2 separate regions of the Homo sapiens genome follow, and region 2 is linked to region 1. A link is a loop called in an ENCODE intact Hi-C map of the cell type or tissue named here. Cell type or tissue: Caco-2. All regions are shown on one strand.

Region 1 (2,500 bases):
GTGAAAAGCATAACCAAAATTCCATTAGCACACACACAAAATGATAATAAATGTTTAAAGTTTACAAATCATTCCTGATTTGTAAACATTTTGTCATTGTTTCATAATTTCATACATGAAGAGGGTACAGACATTAAAAACCTTATTAGTTATCATTTAAAATATTCCAGGCCATGGAATTTATTTATAAAGCCAAGAATTCATTTCATTCACTCCCCAATTTGTTCTATAAAGCCAACATAACTTCAAAACCAAAACCTGCTAAAGAGAGTGTAAAGAAAGTAAACTAAAGCAGTTTGGTTGATGAGTGCGTGTGTGTGTGTGTGTGTGTGTGTGTGTATCAACAAATTCCCTGTGAATGGAGCCCAGTAGCATGGCAGATCAATGATACACTGGGACCAGGGAGGGTTCATATCAGAATGAGACAGAGCACTGCCCATTAACCTGGGGGGAACCCACAGGCTATCCGATGGGAAAGGAAGAGGCAGACCAGCATGTATACTGTGTCCTGTGAGTAAGATGCAGCGGCACCGCCCCCTCCCGGCTGTGTGCATCTGCACATCTGTCCGTGACTGTGCGAACACAGAGCAGCGCGTGGAGGGAACACACTAGATAGTTAACATGGGTTTTTGGCTGGCTGGGGGTGGCATGGTCCGGGGGGAATAAGGAGCCAAGTTCCTTTCAAAAGCACATGTGTAATATGATACAATTAATAGGATACGTGTGAAAATGATCGCCGTGTAGGTACAGGTGAAAGCAGTTGTAAAATTTGCTAAAAGGAAATGGCAAAACAGGGAGGAGCTAGGCTGATGCTTTCAGTGGGTGGAAGATAATGAAATTTCTGGCTGGAAACTGGGGAAGCTGCGGGCTGGGGTGCTGCTGGTGGTCGGGTGGAAAGAGAGAATTAAGATTGCGTGACGCTTCGCTGTTTCCAAAGCATTGCACGCACACCCTGCCTGTCTCACAGCTTCCTCTAAGGTAGGAGTCATTGACTTCATTAACAGGTGGGGAAACTAAACAACCAAGCCCATCATCTCAAAGCTTTTCCTTTGCACGGGTGCTTCCCGGCCTTGAATAAGGCACGCCCCGCACAGACCTACATCTTAAAGGGGCAAAAAAGCCTCAAGGCTTTATTTTTATTGTAATATCACTTAAGCATGTAAAAGCGAAAAACAAAACAAAACAAAACAAAAACAAACCCACACAGCATAAACTCCTTATTCTTTTGGATTTTGTGCAACAATAAAACAAAAAGTATATGAACTAAATGCAAACTAAATGATGCAATCAATGAGAATTCTAATTAACTACCTGAATGTGATGGTGTGGATTCGCTCAAATTAAGACACCACTTGAAAGGTGAAGAAATCAATGAATGGCTTCGTCGCTGAGCTTGTGCCTCCTGTCCCCTGGTGGTAACTAAGAACATCACAATGAGGTGGCATTCAGAAGGAAGCTGTTCCTTTTAGCATCCTACAATAGAAGCCAGGGAACAAATTCTTACAACTTCATACTGATTTTTAAAAATTAGTATGATTTTATTGCGGTATAACTTATGCATAGTCAACTCCATTTAAACTGCATAATGCGATACAGATTTTTGACAGATGGAATCATTTATGAAACCACTGCCACATTTTTCTAAACATTGATGAGAATGGAATCATATAGCATGCTGTCTTTTCCATCTGGCTTCCTGCACTCAGAAGAATGACTCAGGTTCATTCATGTGGTGGCATAGAACAGTAATTGATTCTTTTTTATTACTAAGTAGTATTCCATTGTATGGATATACCACATTTTTTCCATAAAAATGTGATCTAAATAGAAATTTTCTATTCTCTTGATAGGAAGCATCTAAGTAATCTTTTATAATTTATAAGACCTTGCACATTATATTATATATACAAGAGGGCTGCCCTCTAAAACACGTGATATCTTCTACAAGAAAATGATATCAATATTGCCTGCTTAAATTAGTTTTTTTTTTTTGGTGAAAGAGAAAGGCCTTTATACTGTGGCATTTCCTTGTTTACTAGAGAGTGAAATGTAGTCCCATAGATGATACTATTGATTTTAGCGAAAATCTTGGGACCTACGAGAATAAAACAATTATTTTCAATAAGTAGAAAGGTTTGAGAAGAGGTATAAAAAATGACATGGCTGACCGGGCGTGGTGGCTCACGCCTGTAATCCCAGCACTTTGGGAGACCCGAGGTGGGCAGATCACAAGGTCAGGAGTTCCAGACCATCCTGGCTAACAGTGAAATCCTGTCTCTCCTAAAAATACAAAAAATTAGCCGGGCGTGGTGGTGAGCGCCTGTAGTCCCAGCTACTCGGGAGGCTGAGGCAGGAGAATGGCATGAACCCGGGAGGCAGAGCTTGCAGTGAGCCGAGATCGCGTCACTGCATTCCAGCCTGGGCGACAGAGCGAGACTCCGTCTCAAAAAAAAAAAAAAAGACACTGCTTTGCATAGACGAGTTATTGACTTGCTCTGTG
Region 2 (2,500 bases), 260 kb before region 1:
CTACTTCTGCCTCCCAAAGGGCTGGGATTACAGGCATGAGCCACTGCGCCCTGCCCAGATTACTATTAACGTGGAGAAAGGTAAAAGGGCGATTGTCTACCAGAAGGGTCTGTTTTCCATGAACATGGACCACTGGATCCGTATGGGGGACACGGCCAGATATGAAGGAGGGGCTGTTTCCAGAGGAGACACCTGCTGAGAATTGTCGTCTAACCCTAGTAATTATTGGAACTGTTAAACCAATTTACTAGAGATCATCCAATCTTGAGCGCCCCCCTCCTTAGGATCCAAAGTAACCTTTCTTGTTCATTGCAGGGTTCACATTTAAGGAGATGCCTGGCTGTAGGAAGCTTGTCTGGCTTAGGAGAGGGGAAGTCTTACTGTTCATAGTAATTTGGATTTAGGCCAGGTAGGGTGTTGTTTGTAGAATTCATGGGCAGCACTCTGAGTTTGTCTTTTCTAAGTTTCCAGTAAGTCCAGGCAGCTATGGCCCCTTGAATTGTCTTAGTATTAGTATCATTGCCCCTGAAGAGGACTTTGTCGGAAGCTCTCCTAAGAAACAAGCAGATGGAGTCAGGACTCCCTTAAGCTGCTCAGGGCTTGCCACACCATTGTGTTGCATTCAGCCTGTCGTCTGATAAGCCCACTTCTACATCCCCAGCTGACCAAGACCTTTGGCCTCAGCTAACATTTTCCATTGACAGTCTGCCCAAACCCTTAAGACCCTATGCTAACATAGGGTCAGCAGCCTTCCAAGCCTTAAAAATCCCCATCAACAAGGTATCTGTGGGCCAGGGTCCAAAGCCTTCGCTGGGGGTCATTCCCACCTTCCTCACTAATTGTGCAGGATGCTTTTGCAGGGACACCATTTTTCCATTCCATACTGGGGCAGCCAGCCATTGAGTTTCAGCCCTTTAGGTGGAGCTCCCTCCCCGCCAGAACACTCTAGACAGCCAGCCAGCCCCTTTGTCTTTGGTTCCTGGGTTAGGAGAAACAGGGCCACAGGGCGAGAGAGAAGATGTTTTCTCCTCCAGGCAAGAGTTGTCCCCTCCTTCTTGGTCCTCCCTTTTTGTCTTCTCAGTTGTTATTACTTTGCTGTGGTCACCGGCAAAGCAGATGGTGGATTGATTGCCACTTATCACTGTCATGGTGCTGTCACTCTGCCTTTCCTCTAGAGGACACCAGTCCTCTTCCACAGGGTCCTACCCTCAGGCTCTTCCTTCCTGGGAGTTCAAGCCCCTGCCTCCTGTCCAGCGGCATCCTGGTAAGAAGCAATAGAGCTTGACCCGTGTTTCGTGGTTTGGAGCACCTGTTCAGTAGGACAGCCACCATCTTCAGAGTCCTGCGAGGGTCAGGGATATGACCTTCCTTGTCTTTAGTCACTTTAAGTAATGCTTTAGCTGGCTTAGCACAAGGGTTGGGCACAGCAGGTCCCAGCAGCAGAGGTATCGCTCCAGCTGTGCTTAGGAGACCAGCCTTGGCCTGATGTCTCTGCCTTGTCAGTTCATTCACCTGCTATCACAGTCTCCAGGGATGAGGGCATCCTCTTCTCTAAGAGTTCCCTAAACCAACAGGACACTGTTAGGGAGTCAGGGGTAGTCTGCTCTCAGTGCAGGTACATGCCATCCTCCCCTTTTACTATTCAAGCCCAAATGTCTTATAATGTCCAGCAACTGCCTAGTGGAGGACTCAGGCGGGTGGACTGACCTCCCTCCTGGGCAACCCCAAACCTCCCGCCCCAAAGATCAGTTCCAGTGTGTGGGTTCATTCAAATACTGGTGCTACCACTTGCCCAAGCTAATGAGTGTCTGGGGGAAACCAAACAAATATAGAGTGCCATAGAGCACACAGCAGTGCTATACAAACTGAGTGGAAAGCTTCCAAATTCTGAGTTCCAACCACTTGGGACTGTCCAGGATTCTTTTGCCAATTGATTGTCCTACTGGCTGGGCGGCCCCCATATCAATTTCTTAACCATTTCCAAAACCCTCCCCTTTCTTCACCACCCCTTGTAGCGAGTTCAAGGGATTTTGGGACTGGCTGGGCACAGTGGCTCATGCCTGTAATCAGAGCACTTTGGGAGGCCGAGGCAGGAGGATCACTTGAGGTCAGGAGTTCAAGACCACCCTGGCCAACATGGTGAAACCCCGTCTCTACCAAAAATACAAAAATTAGCCAGGCATGGTGGTGCACGCCTGTAATCCCAGCTACTCAGGAGGCTGAGGCAGGAGAATCGCTTGAACCCAGGAAGCAGAGGTTGCAGCGAGCTGAGATCATGTCACGGTACTCCAGCCTGGGTGACAGAGTGAGACTCTGTCTCAGAAACAACAGGGGGATTTCAGGACTGACCAAGAAAAAAAGATCTGACCATTACTTAGCAATAGCAAACGATGAGCTTTATTTGGCAACACTTTGACAGGGTGGCATGTAAGGGAAGTCCCATGAGGGACGAGGCCATCCAGAGGTTACAGCCCCAGGATAGCCACTCAGAAGTACCGGA

Evidence for each region. Hi-C counts contacts between places; a loop is a spot of excess contacts. Peaks named below come from ENCODE experiments on the same cell type or tissue, not always from the same donor. Only the 100,000 strongest peaks of a DNase experiment are listed, where the experiment ranks them.
Region 2: a loop joins it to region 1, with 10 times the contacts of the local background. A loop is called at or near these places in 4 of 110 quality-filtered maps.

What each region holds. Positions count from the first base shown.
Region 1 is chr2:127,196,026-127,198,525 of GRCh38, reverse strand. The region is part of intron 5 of CYP27C1 (cytochrome P450 family 27 subfamily C member 1); the gene reads left to right. Among named protein-coding and RNA genes, the nearest start is that of CYP27C1, 23 kb to the left of the region's middle. RefSeq lists a silencer at 1,279-1,573. In Caco-2, CTCF peaks have their summits at 535 (motif pointing left), 1,192 and 1,408 (motif pointing left); a DNase peak (open chromatin) is centred at 525; H3K4me3 peaks cover 857 bases.
Region 2 is chr2:127,452,234-127,454,733 of GRCh38, reverse strand. No RefSeq gene overlaps it. Among named protein-coding and RNA genes, the nearest start is that of MIR4783, 30 kb to the right of the region's middle. In Caco-2, no CTCF peak of the experiment used is centred here; DNase peaks (open chromatin) are centred at 936 and 1,193.